Linked DNA regions of Homo sapiens: region 1 is linked to region 2. A link is an interaction called in ENCODE POLR2A ChIA-PET data of the cell type or tissue named here. Cell type or tissue: PC-9. All regions are shown on one strand. Links, peaks and the distances in the headings refer to the core of each region. The heading gives the core; the rest is flanking DNA. Region 1 overlaps LINC01768 (long intergenic non-protein coding RNA 1768). Region 2 has its middle 37 kb from the start of CSF1.

Evidence for each region. ChIA-PET counts read pairs that join two places held together with the same protein. Peaks named below come from ENCODE experiments on the same cell type or tissue, not always from the same donor. Only the 100,000 strongest peaks of a DNase experiment are listed, where the experiment ranks them.
Region 1: POLR2A ChIA-PET joins it to region 2 with 10 read pairs; 2 of 35 experiments call an interaction of 5 or more read pairs at or near these places.

Annotation. Positions count from the first base shown.
Region 1 is chr1:109,857,675-109,867,617 of GRCh38, forward strand. All of the region lies in intron 4 of LINC01768 (long intergenic non-protein coding RNA 1768), which reads left to right. Among named protein-coding and RNA genes, the nearest start is that of LINC01768, 35 kb to the left of the region's middle. RefSeq lists an enhancer at 7,199-7,744. In PC-9, for the core only: no CTCF peak of the experiment used is centred there; no DNase peak of the experiment used is centred there.
Region 2 is chr1:109,941,857-109,953,147 of GRCh38, forward strand. No RefSeq gene overlaps it. Among named protein-coding and RNA genes, the nearest start is that of CSF1, 37 kb to the left of the region's middle. In PC-9, for the core only: no CTCF peak of the experiment used is centred there; a DNase peak (open chromatin) is centred at 6,505; H3K27ac peaks cover 2,141 bases.

The DNA.
Region 1 (9,943 bases), core at 196-2,695, 89 kb before region 2:
TACCTTTTTGCTTTTTTGACTTAGAATAATTCTAAACTGGTGAGGTGTGCTCACAATGAGGTTTCCTCAAAAATTACTTTTCTACTTTCTTCTGTTAACAAAGCAGTTGCTGCTACAGATTGAATGCATTTGGGCCATCCGTGGAATCCTGGTGTAATACAGTGAAAACAGAGCTCCCATACAATGGGAGGGGACCCACACGGGGCTGCCATTGCCTGCTTGAATGCCTGGGTTTATATCCCAATCATTGTCCCTCCCCCTGTGCTCTCAGGCATTTGATGATTGGCTATTTCTTTACCTCCTGCTTTTGCCTAATTAGTAGCATTTTAGTGAGCTCTCTTTACTACCTGATTGGTCGGGTGTGAGCTAAGTTGAAAGCCCCATGTTTAAAGGTGGATGCAGTCACCTTCCCAGCTAGACTTAGGGATTCTTAGTCGGCCTTGGAAATCCAGCTAGTCCTGTCTCTCACTGACAGAAGTGGGCTTCGGAAGGTTGGTAATAACAAACTTCTCCGAGCTAAAGGAGAATGTTTGAGCCCATCACAAGGAAGCTAAAAACCTTAAGATTAGACAAATGGCTAACTAGAATAAACAGCGTAGAGAAGACCTTAAATGACCTGACGGAGCTGAAAACCATGGCACAAGAACTACATAACGCATGCACAAGCTTCAATAGCTGATTCGATCAAGTGGAAGAAGGGGTATCAGTGATTGAAGATCAAATTAATGAAATAAAGCAAGAAGAGAAGTTTAGAGAAAAAAGAGTAAAAAGAAATGAACAAAGACTCCAAGAAATATGGGACTATGTGAAAAGACCAAATCTACGTCTGATTGGTGTACCTGAAAGTGACGGGGAGAATGGAACCAAGGTGGAAAACACTCTTCAGGATATTATCCAGGAGAACTTCCCCAACCTAGCAAGGCAGGCCAACATTCAATTTCAGGAGATACAAAGAACATCACAAAGATACTCCTTGAGAAGAGCAACCCCAAGACACATAATTGTCAGATTCACCAAGGTCGAAATGAAGGAAAAAATGTTAAGGACAGCCAGAGAGAAAGATCGGGTTACCCACAAAGGGAAGCCCATCAGACTAACAGTGGATTTCTTGGCAGAAACTCCACAAGCCAGAAGGGAGTGGGGGCCAATATTCAACGTTCTTAAAGAAAAGAATTTTCAACTCAGAATTTCATATCCAGCCAAACTAAGCTTCATAAGTGAAGGAGAAATAAAATCCTTTACAAATGCTGAGAGATTTTTTCACCACCAGGCCTGTCTTATAAGAGCTCCTGAAGGAAGCACTAAACATGGAAAGGAACAACTGGTACCAGCCACTGCAAAAACATGCCAAATTGTAAAGACCATCAACGCTAGGAAGAAACTGTATCAACTAATGGGCAAAATAACCAGCTAACATCATAATGACAGGAACAAATTCACACATAACAATATTAAATTAAATGTAAATAGGCTAAGTGCCCCAATTAAAAGACACAGACTGGCAAATTGGACAGAGTCAAGACCCATCAATGTGCTGTATTCAGGAGACCCATCTCATGTGCAGAGACACACATAGGCTCAAAATAAAGGGATGGAGGAAGATCTACCAAGCAAATGGAAAACAAAAAAAAAAGCAGGGGTTGCAATCCTAGTCTCTGATAAAACAGACTTTAAACCAACAAAGATCAAAAGAGATGAAGAAGCCATTACATAATGGTAAAGGGATCAGTTCAACAAGAAGAGCTAACTATCCTAAATATATATGCACCCAATACAAGAGCACCCAGATTCACAGAGCAAGTCCTTAGAGACCTACAAAGAGACTTAGACTCCCACACAACAATAATGGGAGACTTTAACACCCCACTGTCAACATTAGACAGATCAACGAGACAGAAGGTTAACAAGGATATCAGGACTTGAACTTAGCACCAAGCAGACCTAATAGACATCTACAGAACTCTCCACCCCAAATCAACAGAATATACATTCTTCTCAGCACCACACCACACCTACTCCAAAATTGACCACATAGCTGGAAGTAAAACACTCCTCAGCAAATGTAAAAGAACAGAAATCACAACAAACTGTCTCTCAGACCACAGTGCAATCAAATTAGAACTCAGGATTAAGAAACTCACTCAAAACCACACAACTACATGGAAACTGAACAGTCTGCTCCTGAATGACTACTGGGTAAATAATGAAATAAAGGCAGAAATAAAGATGTTCTTTGAAACCAATAAGAACAAAGACACAATGTACAAGAATCTCTGGGACACATTTAAAGCAGTGTGTAGAGGGAAATTTATAGCACTAAATGCCCACAAGAGAAAGCAGGAAAGATCTAAAATCGACACCCTAACATCACAAAAGAACTAGAGAAGCAAGAGCAAACACATTCAAAAGCTAGTAGATGGCAAGAAATAACTAAGATCAGAGCAGAACTGAAGGAGATAGAGATACAGAAAAAAAATTTCAAAAAATCAATGAATCCAAGAGCTGTTTTTTTGAAAAAATCAACAAAATTGATAGACTGCTAGCAAGACTAATAAAGAAGAAAAGAGAGGAGAATCAAATAGATGCAATAAAAAATGATAAAGGGGATATAATCCCCGATCCCACAGAAATACACACAAAATCAATGTGCAAAAATTACAAGCATTCCTATACTCCAAGAACAGACAAACATAGAGCCAAATCATGAGTGAACTCCCATTCACAATTACTACAAAGAGAATAAAATATCCAGGAATCCAACTTACAAAGGATGTGAAGGACCTCTTCAAGGAGAACTACAAACCACTGCTAAATGAAATAAAAGAGGACACAAACAAATGGAAGAACATTCCATGCTCATGGATAGGAAGAGTCAATATCGTGAAAATGTCCATACTGCCCAAGGTAATTTATAGATTCAATGCCATCCCCATCAAGAAACCAATGACTTTCTTCACAGAATTGGAAAAAACTACTTTAAAGTTCATGTGGAATCAAAAGAGAGCCCGCATTGCCAAGACAATCCTAAGCAAAATGAACAAAGCTGGAGGCATCACACTACCTGACTTCAAAATATACTACAAGGCTATAGTAACGAAAACAGCATGGTACTGGTACCAAAACAGAGAGATAGACCAATGGAACACAACAGAGGCCTCAGAAATAACACCACACATTTGCAACCATCAGATATTTGACAAAACTGACAAAAACAAGAAATGGGGAAAGGATTCCCTATTTAATAAATGGTGCTGGGAAAACTGGCTAGTGATATGTAGAAAGCTGAAACTGGATCCCTTCCTTACACCTTATACAAAAATTAATTCAAGATGAATTAAAGATTTAAACATAAGACCTAAAACCATAAAAACCCTAGAAGAAAACCTAGGCAATACCATTCAGGACATAGGCATGGACAAGGACTTCATGACTAAAACACCAAAAGCAATGGCAACAAAAGCCAAAATTGACAAATGGGATCTAATTAAACTAAAGAGCTTCTGCACAGCAAAAGAAACTACCATCAGAGTGAACAGGCAACCTACAGAATGGGAGAAAATTTTTGCGATCTACCCATCCGATAAAGGGTTAATATCCAGAATCTACAAAGAACTTAAACAAACTTACAAGGAAAAAACAACCCCATCAAAAAGTGGGCAAAGGATATGAACAGACACTTCTCAAAAGAAGACATTTATGCAGCCAACAGACACATGAAAAAATGCTCATCAGAGAAATGCAAATCAAAACCACAATGAGATACCATCTCACACCAGTTAGAATGGCAATCATTAAAAAGTCAGGAAACAACAGATGCTGGAGAGGATCTGGAGAAATAGAGACACTTTTACACTGTTGGGGAGTGTAAACTAGTTGAACCATTGTGGAAGACAGTGTGGTGATTCCTCCAGGATTTAGAACTAGAAATACCATTCAACCCAGCAATCCCATTACTGGATATATACCCAAAGGATTATAAATCATTCTACTATAAAGACAAATACACACGTGTGTTTATTGCAGCACTGTTCACAATAGCAAAAACTTGGAACCAACCCAAATATCCATCAATGATAGGCTGGATTAAGAAAATGTGGCACATATACACCATGAAATACTATGCAGCCATAAAAAAGGATGAGTTCATGTCTTTGCAGGGACATGGATGAAGCTGGAAACCATCATTCTGGGCAAACTATCTCAAGAACAGAAGACCAAACACCACATGTTCTCACTCATAGGTGGGCATTGAACAATGAGAACACTTGGACACAGGGCGGGGAACATCACACATGGGGACCTGTCATGGGGTGGGGTGCAGGTGGAGGGGTAGCATTAGGAGAAATACCTAATGTAAATGATGAGTTAATGGGTGCAGCAAACCAACATGGCACATGTATACCTATGTAACAAACCTGCACATTGTGCACATGTACCCTAGAACTTAAAGTATTAAAAAAAAAGAACATATTCAAAGTATTATCCAAGTTACTGTAAAGGACAGAGTCATGCAATTTTCCTGTGGGCCAGCATCATTTGGTCAATCCAATCGGGTGTTAAACTAGCTGAAAACCCTCAACTTGTACCATCATCGAACCCACATTTTTCCTAGCTTATCCGCAAAAATATTATAAGATGTCATTTCAGCATTTTGTTGGTTTATCAGAGCAGATAAGACATCTGTTTAATAATCTGTAATTAGTGTAACTTGCCTTACCAGTCTGGGATTCAAATAAGATTCTCATTATTTCTTATTTTCCAGATTAATCTCCTGAATCCCCACATGCCCAAATCAATTTGTTACCAGGCTGCTGTAACGAAGTACCACAAATCGGTGGCTGAAAACAACAGAAATTTAATGTCTTGCAGTTCAGGGGGCCGTAAGTCTGAAATCAAGGTGCTGGCAGGGTTGGCTCCTTCTGGCTGGTAAACCTTGGCATTCCTTGACTTGCAGGTGCATCACTCCAATCTCTATCTCCAAGGTCACCTGGACTTCCCATATGAATCTCTGTGTCCTCTCCTCTTCTTATATGGATACCAGTCACATCACATTTAGGGCCCACCCAAAACAAACAGACCCTCATCTTAACTGATTACATCTACAAAGACCCTACTTCCAAATAAGGTCATGTTCTCAGGTTCCAGGTAGATATGAATTTGGGGTGGTGGGGGTTGCTATTCAGCCCAGTACACCAAGTAAGTGTCAACCTAAAAGGAAGAAGCTGAGGCAAAATTAATGTAAGGAGTTTATTTGGGCCAAGCTTGAGAATTGCAACCAGGCAGCATAGATTCAAGTTGTCCTGAACACACACTCTGATCAGCAGCAGTTACAAGTAGACTTTTTTTTTGAGACCGAATCTCATTCTGTCACCTGGCTGGAGTGCAGTGGTGTGATCTCGGCTCACTGCAACCTCTGCCTCCTGGGTTCAAGTCATTCTCCTGACTCAGCCTCCTGAGTAGCTGGGATTACAGGCGCCCGCCACTATGCCCAGCTAATTTCTTTTGTATTTTTAGTACAGAGGGCGTTTTACCACATTGGTCAGGCTGGTCTTGAACTTCTGATCTCGTGATTCGCCTGCCTCAGCTTCCCGAAGTGCTGGGATTACAGGCATGAGACACCGCGCCTGGCCACAAGTGGATTTTTAAAGGCAGAAAGTGGGGACAGGGAGTAGGCTGATACAAAGTTGTTTGTCAGGATTTCTCATTGGTTTACGAAAGTAACATTGGGCCAGCATGGTGGCTCACGTCTGTAATTCCAGCACTTTGGGAGGCTCAAGTGGGTGGATCACCTGAGGTCAGGAGACAAGCCCGGCCAACATGGTGAAAACCCCATCTCTACTAAAAATACAAAAATCAGCCAGATGTGGTGGTGGGCGCCTGTAATCCCAGCTACTTGGGAGGCTGAGGCAGGAGAATTGCTTGAACCCGGGAGGCGGAGGTTGCAGTGAGCTGAGATCGTGCCATTGCACTCCAGCCTGGGCAACAAGAGGGAAACTCTGTCTCAAAAAAACAAAAACAGAAACAAAAACAAAAAAACACACATACACAAAAGTAACATTGAAGAGTGATTTGCTATACATTATTAAGCAATATAGTGTCCAAGTGCTATTTGTGGCAATAGCAAGCAGTTTTAAGAGATGAATACATAGCTCAAGGGGGAAGTAGAATGTGATTGCTTTCTCATTTTAATATCTCTCTGGGACTGATGATTTAAAAGGACTCACATTCCTCAACTATAAGTTCTTTTCTTTCCTCATGAGCAAAACCCTCTCTCTCCCTGCTGCCTGTGCATTGTTGTAGTTTATGCAGTGTTTGGCTGAAGGAACCCAGGCTCTCTCTGATGCTGCCATCTCTATCACTGTTGAAACTAGAATTCCCCCACTCCCACCCCAGCTCCTGATGCACTGCTGCTAATGTCACAGGGTGAACCCCAAAATTAAGGTTCAGCCTGGGAGGCCATGTGAGTTCTTGGCTTTGCACAAGAGGGAATTCAAGAGCAAGCAAGCAAAGTGAAAGCAAGTTTATTAAGAAAGTAAAAGAATAAAAGGGGGGCTACTCCACAGGCAGAGCAGCCCTCATGGGCTGCTGGCTGGCTATACTTATGGTTATTTCTTGATTACATGCTAAATATGGGGTGGATTATTTATGAGTTTTCTAGGAAAGGGGTGGAGATTTCCCGGAACCAAAGGTTCCTCCTCTTTTTAGACCATATACGGTAGTGCAGTGGTTGCCATGGTATTTGTAAACTGTTGTGGTGCTGATGGGAGTGTCTTGTGGCATGCTAATGTATTATAATTAGTGTATAATGAGCAGTGAGGACCATCAGAGGTCACTTTTGTTGCCATCTTGGTTTTGGCTGGCTTCTTTACCACATCCTATTTTATCAGCAGGGGTCTCTGTGACCAGTATCTTGTAAACCAGTCCTGCCAAAGTCCTATCACACAAATAGTCCAGCTCCTGACGCGAGCTGCATTGAGTCCTCCTGCAGTGTCATGCTTAGACAAGAGTGTACCACATGTGGGCTGCTACACACAGACACCCCTCTGGTGAAGCAGCTGGGCTTTCTGGGTGTGTCAGCCTCAGCCATGCACCATGCCAGAGGACAATCAAGCCATCGTTTCACACCTCCTCTTCCACTTGGGTGGGTGCAGTGGGTGTGAGCGGTGGTTCTTGGTCATTTCAGGTGGAACCCATCCATGGATTCAGGTACGATCATTTCAGCCCATCAGAGTTACCTTTTGCCTCAAATAAGAAGGGAGTGGTTCAGATCCGTCTTCTCCCAGAAGGCTCCTTGTGCTCCTGTATACATTTGTCCAAATGCTTCAGCAACCAGCTCTTCATACCAAGAAATATAGAGAACAGCCTTTGTCAAGCCACACAGTAGGGAAAAAATGTCCAGTTATATCCTCTTCTCAGGATGATGGGTGCCTAGCTGCCCACATTTACGTAACTGAAGGAGACCATTCACACGATTGTTCTAAGAACAAAGACTTCCTCTAAGAAGATTGGCTGCCTCCTCTTGCTAGCTGGCAACTTTTAAGTGGCAGTTCATTGAGGCAGAAAGATGTAAAATTCCACTTTCTAGGCACTCCATTACAAATCTAGTTCACACTTGTACCATGAATTAATGTTGTTTGGAAGTCAGAGGTCGTTAAATTTACCCCATTTAGACATTCCTCCGTTTTGAAAACTGACAAACATTTCACACTTCCCTGGCTGTTGGCTCCTTTCCCAAATTTCTCAGAAATCACGGACAGTAGTTCTGCAATCACATCCCCGAGTTCCGAGGAGATTCCTCTAAAACCAGAACTCGAATGTGGCCAGATGCTTCCACCACCTCCTCATGGCTGCGCTCCACGTTCTTCTGGAATTTGCCTTTACACTTTCCGGTTTGAGAATTACTCTTCTTGAGGGAGAAAAACATTATGCATGAAAAAATTTGTCCCCTCCACTAAGTGTGGGGCCTGGATCTTCCCCATTGTTTTTCTTGCTTCAGATACTTTTCTAAAACAGGGTTTCTGGTTTCTGTCATTTGTTTAAGCCTCAGCTCATTTTACGTGTTAGTATTCCTGACCCCAGTCTTGTGGGCTGGTGCTGCTTTGGGCATTTGTTTTCGGCCCTCTGCCCCTTCCCACTGCTATACCTGCTCTTTGAAATTCTGAACTCACCGTGTATTTGAGGTGGTTCTTTAGATGACTGCTCTGGGCCCAGTTCGCCTTCCTTCTCAATGAGGTTATTAATTATTCCTTGGTCTGTTTGTGGAGCCCCTACTACATGTTGGGTACAGCACTAGGAACTACTGATATACCAGGGAACAAAAGCAGATATGGTGCTTGCTCTTACAAACTCAAAGAAAGGGGCACTGTTCAAATAATTACATAAATAAATATAAAATTACAGCTCAATAACTGTGAAGAGGCACATAGCGAAGAGTTTATAAGGAGCCTTTTTTCTTTCTTAAATCTAGTTAAAGATGCAAGAAAGGGATCACTGAGATCTAAAAGATGAGTGGGAAGGATTGACTGAGGTCAAAAAGGAAGGAAACAACTCAATTTAGAAATGAGCAAAAGATCTGAACAGGCACCTCACCAAAGTAGATAGATGGCAAGTAAGCATATGAGCAGGTGCCCAACATCATAGTCACTAGGAAATTAAAGATCAAGGGATTTTTAGGGTAGTGAAACAGTAAGGGTGGGTATCTATCATTATACATTTGTGTAAACCCATTGAATGTACAACACAAAGAATGAATCATAATGTAAGCTATGGCCTTTGGGTGATAATGATGCATCTACGTTGGTTCATCAGTTGTAGCAAATGTCCCACACTATTTCGGGATATTGAGGGTGGAGGAGGCTGTGTGTGTATGGGGATGGGGGTGGGGGTGGGACAGGGTATATGGGAACTCTTTGTGCTTTCCACTCAATTTTGCTATAAACCTGAAACTACTGTAAAAAAAAAAATAGCCTATTGATTTTAAAAAGGGTTGGGGTACAGACAGGGGGAAGAGAAGGAGCTTTCCAGGAAGAGACTTGCACATGCAAAAGCCCTGTGGCACAGGAAAATTTGGTGATTGGGACTAAAGGAAGGCCATTATGGGTAGAGTAAAGAGAGTAAGATGGAGCTTGATGAAGCTAGAGAAACAGGTGATGCCCAGACTCAGCAGGGTCTGGTAGGCTGTTAAAACTGTTTTTCTTTATCCTGGAGGTGCTAGAAAGCCAGTGAGTGGTTCTAAGGGTGGGAGGTAGGATAGGGATGATGGGATTGCAATCAGATTTATATTTCAAAATAATCACTGTGGGTATAGTGTGGAGGGTGGAGAATGCCTTGAACTCTAAAAGGTGCCAGAGTTGATATGGGGAGACCAGTTGGGAGCCCAGGTGAAAAATAAAGGTAGTCTGAAGGAGAGTGGATGATGCGGGAATGGGAAGAAGCAGCAAGACAAACTTAGGATTTAAACTGGACAGAATTTAAAGGGGGATGAAAAAGGAAACAAGGAAGAAGGTGGGGCCCAGCATGTTTCCTTGGTTCATTTGTGACTACATAATGAACATATTACTTCTTAGAAATTTCTGTCCCTCTTTAGCCATATTCTCCTTCAATATTTTTGACTCATGCAAATTTCCCAACTTGTTGAAATCTGCTCTCCTTGAGTGAGATGAACAGGTCCCTTCTGCACCATAAAGAGCTCCACAAAGCCATTACTTTCTCCCAAGCTCTAGTCACTTGTGCATCATAAACCAATATTGACATATGTTTTTAACATTAGATCCAACAAAGGAGTTCTTCTTATTTCTTCTACTTTTGGATAGTTGAGCTCATAAAGCAAATTAAACATTCTTGTGTTGTCTGCAGGATGAGTGATGGCCACGGTTATATACGAGCTTACCATGTACCAGGCACTGTTTTGAGCACATCATTAGCTCATTGAATTCTCCCAAGA
Region 2 (11,291 bases), core at 4,980-7,479:
CTACTCATCATGCCGCTCCACCCTTGGGAGACCACAGATCACTAGGACGACCATTCAATCAACCAGTCTCTTCTATGGTGTTCATGTCTTCCTTTAAGTGGATGATTTATTTTAAAACTTTTTTTCTTTTTATAAAGTTAGCATGAGCTGATAATAGATAAATAGGAAAATACAGAAAACTATAAATAGGAATATAAAAATCACTCTTGGTTGGGCGCGGTGGCTCACGCCTGTAATCCCAGCACTTTGGGAGGCCAAGGTGGGTGGATCACCTGAGGTCAGGAGTTGGAGACCAGCCTGGCCAACATGGTGAAACCCCATCTCTACTAAAAATACAAAAATCAACCGGGTGTGCTGGTACATGCCTATAATCCCAGCTACTTGGGAGGCTGAGGCACAAGAATTACTTGAACCTGGGAGGCGGAGGTTGCAGTGAGCTGAGATTGTGCCACTGAACTCCAGCCTGGGTGACAGAGTGAGACTCCGTCTCAAAAAAAAAAAAAAAATCACTCTTAACCCCACCGTTCAGGAATAACTACTGTCAACATTCTGTTGTATTTCCTTCTAGTATTTTAATAGTATGTTTATATCTTTACATAGTTGATATCATAATGAATGTACAGTATTGATTTTTCACATAATGTCATAATCATGAACATTTTTCCATGTCATTACGATTCTTTGTAGACAGCTTTTTACTCTTTTACCTTCTATGTTTTGTGAATTCAAAGCTTTCAGACAAGGCCAGGGAGGAAAGAGAGTTCATGTGTCTCAGGACTGGGAGAGAGATGATAAGCAGTTCTGGGAACCAAATATTCTGAGCCAAAAATTGAGCCACAAGATCTGACCGAAGTGACCTTGGGTAAATAATTTAATCTCTCTGTGACTCAGTTTCCTCATCTGTAAATTGAGGGTGATAATAGCACAGTTTTTACTTCTAAACTGTCCTGGAAAATGGCACCATCCAAGTTGTAGTTTTTATCATTTGGGAGACACAGGTATTTCAGAAGCTGTTGCTCGGTTGTCAAAACATTTGCATGTCACTGTAATGTAGGGATTGTGGGGTAAAATATTTGAAATCTTAACTGTCTTGGGAGATGTAGAATAAAAGATTACTCCTACCTAGAGGAAAGGGTATGGAGAAGGGAGTGAGGCCGAGGGACAGAAAAAGAGAAAGAGAGAGTCCTTCTAGCAAATTATCAGGGAAGAATACATAGAGGAGGAGACAATTTAAGTGGGCTTTAGAATCTTCCTTAAAAGTCATAACTCTTTGAGTTAAAAGCTCAAATACTGAGGTAGATGAACGTCATCTGACACTCCCTCATCACCAGACTGGAACTCCATTCACAGGGCCTGCCTACCACCCACCACACAGACCAGCAGAGAGAAGGCGCTCAGTTAACGTCTGTAGAGCTGATAAGAGCAAAATGGAAAGAGAAGACGAATACAACTTCCAGAACAATTATTCCCCTTTTTTATTTTTTATTTTTATTTTATTTTATTTATTTATTTTTTGAGATGGAGTCTTGCTGTGTCGCCCAGGCTGGAGTGCAGTGGCGCAATCTCAGCTCACTGCAAGCTCCACCTCCCAGGTTCACACCATTCTCCTGCCTCAGCCTCCTAAGTAGATGGGACTACAAGCCCCCGCCACCATGCCTGGCTAATTTTTTATGGAGTTTCACCATGTTAACCAGGGTGGTCCCGATCTCCTGACCTCGTGATTCGCCCGCCTGGGCCTCCCATAGTTTATTTTTTAACCAAGAACCAAACCCTGAACCAGAATTTTTGTTCTAGTGCAAGTATTCTCCACCAATTTTTCAGCACAATGTTATTCGATATGAGAATATCAGCAGAGGTCCAAGTAGAATGTACTTTAAACAGCATTTGGCTTTTTGGCTCACAGTGAATGCTCATCTGTCCCAGAAACTATTGTCTTCATCCTTTGCATGATTTAACAATTAGCAATTTTCTTTTTGTTTTCCTTTTTTTTTTTTTTTGAGACGGAGTTTCGCTCTTGTTGCCCATGCTGGAGTGCAATGGCGCAGTCTCAGCTTACTGCGACCTTCACCTCCCTGGTTCAAGCGATTCTCCTGCCTCAGCCTCCAGAGTAGCAGGGATTACAGGCACCCACCACCACACCTGGCTAATTTTTGTATTTTTAGTAGAGACAGGGTTTCACCTTGTTGGCCAGGCTGGTCTCAGACTCCTGAACTCAGGTGATCCATCCGCCTCGGCCTCCCAAAGTGCTGGGATTGCAGGCATGAGCCGCCGCGCTGGCCAACAATGAGTAATTTTCTAAAACAAAAAACAAAAACAAAACAAAAAAACTCCAACAGTATTTTTTAAAGGGAAAAAAAACACGAACAAGTTTCAGCTCCTAACTCTGCCTTGTGTTGAAATAGAACTGATGGAGAAAGGAGCAGCGATTGGAGCCACACAACCTGGGTTCTGCTCTGGACACCTTAATGAGGAGCTGGGATGAGGTGGTGGAAGCAAGATTAAGAAGGGCTTATGGAAAAGTTAAGATTTAGCCCTATGAAGGTGCCAACTTCCCCACCACTGAAATTCCTCATCATCTAGAGGTTCAAGTCACCTACAAAGGACGCAGGTTATCCCTTCACAATCAGGGCCCAATCTATCATTTAACCGTTTAACCTCATCTCCAGCCACTCACATTCACATTCACATCTAGTAAATGTTCTTCCTCCTTGCCCTTCCTTGGGCTCTCGCTCCCCTTCCCCTTCTCACATCTACTTCCTGTCCCACCACAACCTGCTAAAATGTCCTTCCTCTAGAAAGCTGTGTTGATCCTGCTAGCTGAGTTCATCTCTTCGGTCACTCCATCTGAATCTCCAGTATGTCTTTTATGTCTTTCTCATATGCCTTCAAGCTACTTAAGTGAGTGTCTTGTGGTTTTTTTATGTCTTCCTCATATGCCTTCAAGCTACTTAAGTGAGTGTCTTGTTTTTCTTATACCTAATTACAATAACACCTTTTATTTCTATAATGCTTTACAGATTACAAAGCAAGTTGGCATATATTTTATCACTTGGTCCTCACATCTGGTGAAGCAGCTCTTTCTATCGTTTACATAGAAGGACCTAAACCCAAAGAGGTTAAATAACTGGTCCAAAGTCATGATAACCCAGAGCTTTTATGCTAGCTCTCCCCTGCTGGACTGGAAGTTCCTTGAGGGCAAGAACCCTGCCTTAATTATTTTCATATCCCATCAAAACCAACACAGGAGCTGGTTCAGAGCAGATGCTCAGTAAATGAATATGTATGACCCTGGCCAATCCCTTCACCTCTCCACACCTCACAGTGCTAGGTAAAGATGTTCTTTACGTCCTTCCCAGATTCCTTTATGGCAAGAGTCAATAGCACCACTTCTCTGTATTCCCTTCTGACACCTGGATGAGCTGCATATCTGCAGGGCAATTGTCAGGATGTCCATTCCATTCTGTGCCTCTTCTTTCACTAAACACTAATGTATTAGTTTCCTATTGCCGATATAACTAATTGCTGCAAACTTAGTCACTTAAAACAACACAAATTTGGCCGGGTGTGGTGGCTCACACCTGTAGTCCCAGCACTTTGGGAGGTCAAGGTGGGTGAATCACTTGAGGTCAGCAGTTCTAGGCCAGCCTGGCCAACATGGTAAAACCTGGTCTCTACTAAAAATACAAAAATTAGCCGGGCGTGATGGCTCAGACCTGTAATCCCAGCTACTCAGGAGGCTGAGGCAGAAGAATTGCTTGAACCAGGGAGGCAGAGGTTGCCATGATCCAATATGGCACCATTGCACTCCAGCCTGGGCAACAAAGTGAGACCCTGTCTCAAAAACAAACAAAAAACCCCCACAAATTGATTCAATTTATTATCTTAAATATCTGGAGTTCAGAAGTCTGAAATTGGTCTCAGTGGGCCAGAGTCGAGGTGTGGGTCGGGCTGGTTCCTTCCAGACACTCTGAGGGGGAATCTGTTTCTTTGACTTTTTCAGCTTCTAGAGGCCTCCTGCATTCCTTGGTGTGCGCTCCCTTCCTCCGTCTTCAACGCTCATCACACCAATTGCAGCTTCTGCCATCACATTGCCTTCTCTTCTGTGGGGAGATCTCCCCCTGCCTTCCTCTTATAAGGACTCTTCTGATCACCTTTAGGGCCCACCTGGGTAAGATGGCATTCCTAGTTTCCAGACACGAGGACCTGGATCTGTTTGGGAGACATTATTCAGCCTACCGCAATTATTATTACACCAACAATTTACCTATTATTTGTATATTTATCTGTATCTCCAGTACACTGTGAGCAACTTGAAGACTAAGACTGTACCTTATCTACCTCTCTATTCTCGTCTCCTAACATGGCTCCTCAGATACAGTAGGTGCTTAATAAATAATGATTGTGTGAATGAACAATCCCATACTTACAGACTTCTATTGCTTGTGCCTTAGGGAGCATCACAGCACAACATTCCAAAGAAATCTAAAGCTAACTTTTTTTTTAAAGCCTTAAAATAAATGTCAGTCTTTAGCACAATTATCTTGGGACATAGAGGAGAAGATTATACAACACATTGCACAGCAAAGCTTCCGAAAAATGCCCTGAAGACATTTCTTCCCTCCTCCAGACCCCTTCACTTAGTCCCTGCACTTGCCCGCCCATCCACTGCCTCAGCCAGCGAAATCTGTAACTTTTCCCAGGGAAAATGCACAAGCATCAGGATTTAATTTTGACACTACCCACTCTCAACCAATGGGCAGGCAATCAGCAGGAAGAAAAAAAAAAAAGCACTATCTACTTCCTAAATTCTTGGATGTGTTTCTCAATCTGTCTCTCACACAGTGAGGTCTTCAAGGCACCCGTGGTCTAGTGCCCAATGACCCCATGACTCCATTTGGGACCAGTCCTGCCTCACTCGAAGCAATTCAAGGAGAACTGCCTCTAGCCAGGGTCCCAAGGCTGACTGTGAGACGGCCTCTGGTGAGGGGAGAAACCTGCCTGGTAGCCCAACTGAGACCTGAAGGCTTAGGGCATCCAACCTTCCCACGCCAGCCTAGCATCTCCAGTGTAAATAACTTGAAGGCTTTCTTTCTTCCTCCTCCCAGATCCTCACTGTTTTGGGTAGCTCTTGGTTATAAATTCCTGATGCTTCTATCTGATCCAAACTTTCTTATTCTCTGAGCTGTGCTCCCAGGCACTTTGCTGCATGGCAAGATAACCTTAGTACAAAATAATGATAGGAGCTTGCAGTTAATGAGAATCCCAATGTGGGAGCTTTCCCTGTTTTGTTGCACCTAAACCTCACTGCATCCCTAAGAGGAAGGTGCTGTTGTTAAACTGAGCCACAGGCGTGTAAGTGACTTGCCCAAGGTCACACAGCTAATAAATGGTAGAGTCAAAATTCAAAGCCAGGGCTGGGTGTGGTGGCTCACACCTGTAATCCCAGCACTTTGGGAGGCCAAGGCGGGTGGATCACCTGAGGTCAGGAGTTCCAGACCAGTCTGGCCAACGTAGTGAAACCCCTTCTCTACTAAAAATCCAAAAATTAGGTGGGCATGGTGGTGCACACCCGTAATCCCAGCTACGCGGGAAGCTGAGGCAGGGGGAATTGCTTGAATCCAGGAGATGGAGGTTGCAGTGAGCCAAGATCATGCCACTGCACTTGAGCCTGGGTGACAGAGTGAGACTACATCTAAAAAAAAAAAAAAAAAAAAAAAAAAAAAAGAATTCAAACCCAGGCAGTCTGGCATGGCATGCAGGTAGGCAAAACATCTCATCTTCCTGTTTACCTGCATTATGAGTTGGACAAATAAATTGTAGCTCCTCTCCGTCTTGCCATGTTTCCTGTTTAGAACTTTCAGGCATCCCGTGGCATTTACAGAAGGCTCTGGGTTCACACAGGCGAAATTCCCTCACAATGGATCTTTACTCTGGAATTTTCCCGTCCCAAGGCCTGCCACTCCTGCAGCCTTAGAAGGCACTTCCTCCCTGGTCCCATGCTCCCTGCGAAGTTCTCTACTTTCCAGGAGCGTGGCTTACAGCTTCCTCCTTTGGGCACCCAGTTCCTAATGAAACTGAACCTTTCAGTCCTGCCTGCCTGGGCACCCTCCTCTCTTCATCTTACTGCAGGACAAGTGTGTCCATGAGGCCGAGTTAATAGCGTCCATGAAGTGAAATGAAATCGTTACTTCAAGCCTCAAGCCTCACCAGGGAGTTTCTTAGACTTTTCAATCTGGCAGGTTGGCATAACCCTGTGTAAGAGGATTCTTCACCTAGTACAGTAAGTTCTGGGCAGCGCATTGTTCCAAAGATTAGAATTCTGATCTCAGGGGTGACCTCTCTTGGCTTTATTACAGAAAAATCACACTTCAACATCTCAGGTGGTAGCACTGCTGTGTTGACATTCACATTCTTTCATGTTAAAAAAAGTCCCCAGATTTTCATTCTTAATTGTCCAGTGTGTTATTATAAGAAAAGTTGCTTAGAATTTCCTCTATTATTTGGCACCTGAGTCATTTTCAAGTTTCACTTTTTTACACAGTATGAAACAGATTGATTTTTTTTTGTTTGCTTAATTTTTGGTTTATTTACTTCCTTGTAGATAAGCTTCCAAAAACAGAATAAATACTCCAAAAGATATGAGCATTTTTACTGCCTTTGATGCATATCCTTTTATTGTTTAAGAGATTGCACAAGTTCACATTATCACCAGCAACATATAAGTACCTGTTTCCCCACAGTTCTGTTAACATGGGATTTATTACTTTTACTAGCTTTTTGCTAGTCTAATAGTTCTAGAATGATATGTTAAAGTTGTTTAAATGGGCTTCTCTTTATTACTTTCAAGGCTGTATTTTTTTATGTGATAATTGTTCTTCCTTTTTGGGGGGAATAAACTGTTCCTCTCCTTTGACAATTTACAGAGTAGAATCCAGACACAAGCCAGTATTTTCTCCATCTATTGTTTTCTACTTGGGGATAAGCTTTTAATATTTGTCACATCTTTTATTTCTATAGCATAGTCTTGTATGTAGCTGCTGTAAAGTTCAGAGTAATCTTTATATATTTGGCCAGGTGTGGTGGCTCACGCCTGTAATCCCAGCAGTTTGGGAGGGTGAGGCGGGCAGATCATTTGAGGTCAGTAGTTCGAGACCAGGCTGGCCAACATGGTGAAACCCCATCTCTTCAAAAAAATATGAAAGTTAGCTGGGCGTGGTGGTATGTACCTTTAGTCCCAGCTACTTCTGGGGCTGAGGCAGGAGGATCGCTTGAACCCAGGAGGTCAAGCCTGCAGTGAACGAAGATTGTGCCACTACACTCCAGCCTGAGGGACAAAGTGAGACCCTGTCTAAATAACAATAATAATAATAATAATATATGTTTATATTTCTCTACCTTGTCCTTAATAAATTTTTTTCATTTCTTCAATAGTCAGACATTTACGACCCCTTCAAACATGAGATAACCATGTTATTTTTCCCATTTAAAAAAATACTAAGCTGGGTGCGTTGGCTCACGCCTGTAACCCCAGCACTTTGGGAGGCCGAGGCTGGCAGATCGCTTGAGGTAGGGAGTTCAACACCAGCCTGGCCAACATGGTGAAACCCCCTCTCTACTAAAAATACAAAAATTAGCAGGGTGTGGTGGTACATGTCTGTAATCCCAGCTACTTGGGAGGCTGAGGCAGGAGAATCACTTGAACCCAGGAGTGAGAGGTTGCAGTGAGCCGAGATCACGCCACTGCACTCCAGCCTGGGTGACAGAGTGAGACTCCGTCTTAAACAAACAAACAAACAAACAAACAAAAACTGGTGTAGGTTTTACTCTAATCATCTGAAATTTATATTATTATTATTATTTTTTTTTTTGAGACAGGGTCTCACTCTGTTGCCCAGGCTCAAGCGAAGTGGCATGGTCTTGGCCTCACTGCAGCCTCGACCTCCTGGGCTCAAGTGATCCTTCCACCTCAGTCTCCTGAGTAGCTGTGGTTACAGATATGTGCCACCATGCCTGGCTAATTCTTGTATTTTTTTTTTGTAGAGATGGGGTTTTACTATGTTGCCCAGGCTGGTCTTGAACTCCTGAACTCAAGCAATCTGCCTGCCTAGGCCTCCAAAATTGCTGGGATTACAGGCCTGAGCCACGATGCCTGGCTGTATTATTATACATAATGCCATGTATTACTCTAAGATATTAAATTCCCTTTTTATTGTTTCATTGCTCAAACAATTAGCAAGCAATGAACTCTTTCTGCCTTGTGTTACTTCTGCTTTGTCATAAATTAAGTTTATAAAATAGAATAGCAGTGCCACAGGAATTTCTGTTCTATCTCATTCATTCATTCATTCATTCAACAAATATGTGTTAAGCACCTACTATGTGCCAGGTACCATTCTGGGTGCGAAGGATACAGCTGTTAACAAAACAAACATCCCTGCCCTCATGGAGCTATATCATTCTGGTGGTGGTGGAGACAATTTAAAAATAGATAACAGATGGATAAATAAATAATAAATAAGACAGGAAAAAGTGATAGGGAGCCTGGCATGGGAATGAAAAGTTGAACTTTTCTCTGGGAATCTTAAGGAGGACCTCATTGAGAAGATGCTGTTTTAGCAAAGCCCAAAGGAGGGGAGGGAACAAGTATGCAAATATGTGGGAGAAAAAAGGGTTCCAGACAGAAGCGCAAGTATAAAGGAACATCAAATTTTGTGACCTGGAAAGTGCCTAATGCATTCAGGCCTAGTGAGAGGCCAAGGTGACTGCAGTGGAATAAGTGACAGACAGAACAGGAGAGGTGACCAGACATGGAAGGGCGAGAGCAGATCTTGCAGGGCCAGGTCATGCATTGTAAGGACTGTGGTGTTTACTCAGAGGCAGATGAGAAGTCTAGGATGGTTTTGCACAAAGGAAAGGCAGGATCTGACTTAGCTTATCAGTGCCACCCTGGCTGTGGTGCTAAGAAAGTTTTGATCAATGTACTTTTTGTAATACATTTTAAATCCTGTGAAAGCCCTACTTTTTTTGTATCTTTTCTTATTTTCTAAGATTGTTATCTATTATTCTGCTTCTGTAATTATTTTGTAAGGCCTTAAACTGGTACTACATGAAATCTATTAACTTTGAAACACTGTCACATTTATTATATATGTATTTTTCCAATAATAATCTGGTGTATCTCTCCACTTATTCATATCCTCCTTTACTTTTACTGCTATAGTTTAGTAACTTTCTTGGAATAAATCTTGTGGCTTAAAGAAAATCCTCAAGCAAATTTATTTTTGGTTCGTGGTTATGAATGGAATCTTTCTCTCTTTTATTTTATGTTTTTATTAATATGCAGCTATATTTCACTGACAGAAACGCAATTGTTCTATGTGGGTTTCTTTTGGCTCACATCTTTGCTAAATTCATGTATTATTTATAGTAATTTAGGGGATACTATTCTTGGAACATTCAGATAAATAATCACGTCAACTGGAGTAGTATTTTTTACCCTAATTGTTTTTTTCGGTTTTTTTTTTTTTTTTTTTAAGATGGAGTCTCGCTCTGTTGCCCAGGCTGGAGTGCAGTGGCATGATCTTGGCTCACTGTAACCTTCGCCTCCCAGGTTCAAGCAATTCTTTGCCTCAGCCTCCGGAGTAGCTGGGATTACAGGCGCCCACCACCATGCCTGGCTAATTTTTTGTATTTTTAGTAGAGATGGGGTTTCACCATCTTGTCCAGGTTGGTCTTGAACTCCTGACCTCGTGATACACTCACCTCGGCCTCCCAAAGTGCTGGGATTACAGGCGTAAGCCACTGCACCTGGCCTACCCTAATTATTTATGCCTTTCCCAAACAGCTATTGTCAGCATTTCTAGTACCACATTGAGAAAAACAGACATGGGTGAACCTTCTGTTCTGTTTTCCAGAGAAGCAAGTCTCGTGCATCTCCAATAAGTATGACATTGGTTCTTCAGATTAAGTACATTTTGTTCTTCTTATTTGAGAATAAAAATATCTGCATCTAATTGCAAAGATTTAATAAGGAATACATATTAAACTTTACTGACTGTCTTTTGAACAAGTATTAAAAATATAATTTGCTTAAAAATTGCTTTTCTTTTTCATTTACCATTTAATTTTCCCTATTTTCTCTCTTTTGAAAATTAGCTAGTTAATAAAGTGCCAAGGAATCCAAATGCAATTATATTTTCATTTTTCTCTTTTTGCATGTCTTTGTTATTGCATTATTTAGAACCTAAAACTTGAGGATTATTAAACATTCATTGCTCAACATATGTTATCATTCTTCATATTCGTTATCATAAAATCTCCTTTGCTACTATATACTCAGGCGAGAAGTTAGGATACTCCCATCATCTTAGTCTTTTTTTAAAAAAAGTATTGTGGTTTTAGGCCAGGCGCGGTGGCTCACACCTGTAATCCCAGCACTTTGGGAGGACGAGGTGGGCGGATCACCTGAAGTCAGGAGTTCAAGACCAGCCTGGCCAACGGGGTGGAACCCCGTCTCTACTAAAAATACAAAAATTAGCCAGGTGTGGTGGCAGGCACCTGTAATCCCAGCTACTTGATAGGCTGTGGCAAGAGAATCGCTTGAACCTGGGAGGCAGAGGTTGCAGTGAGCTAAGATCATGCCATTGTATTCCAGCCTGGGCAACAGAGCAAGACTCATCTCAAAAAAAAAAAAAAAAAAAAAGAAGTCTTGTGATTTGTGATTTTTATTCTTTTTCTTTTTCTTTTTCTTTTTTTTTTTTTTTGAGAAGGAGTCTTGCTCTGTCTCCCAGGCTGGAGTGCAGGGGCATGATCTTGGCTCACTGCAACCTCCTCCACCTCCCGGCTTCAAGCAATTCTCCTGCTCCTGCCTCAGCCTCCTGAGTACTTGGGACTACAGGCCCGCACCACCATGCCCAGCTAATTTTTTTTTGTATTTTTAGTAGAGACAGGGTTTCACTATGTTGGCCAGGCTGGTCTCGAACTCCTGACCTTGTGATCTGCCAGCCTCAGCCTCCCAAAGTGCTGGGATTACAGGCGTGAGCCACCACGCCTGGCCTAATTATTTTTCTTATAGATAATTAATAGTTACATTTCTTTTTTAACTCAGTCTTTAAACTTATTTTCTTCTTATAGAGAGTTGTCTTCTGGATGTATAATATAAGTGATATAATTGTAAAATCTTTCATTGGTCCTGGTATTTATCTTTATTTCATCATTCTTGACTTTCTTGTTTTCTTCAACTGGTCTTGGAGAGGAACAGAAGTACCAATACCAATCTTTGTGGTTATATT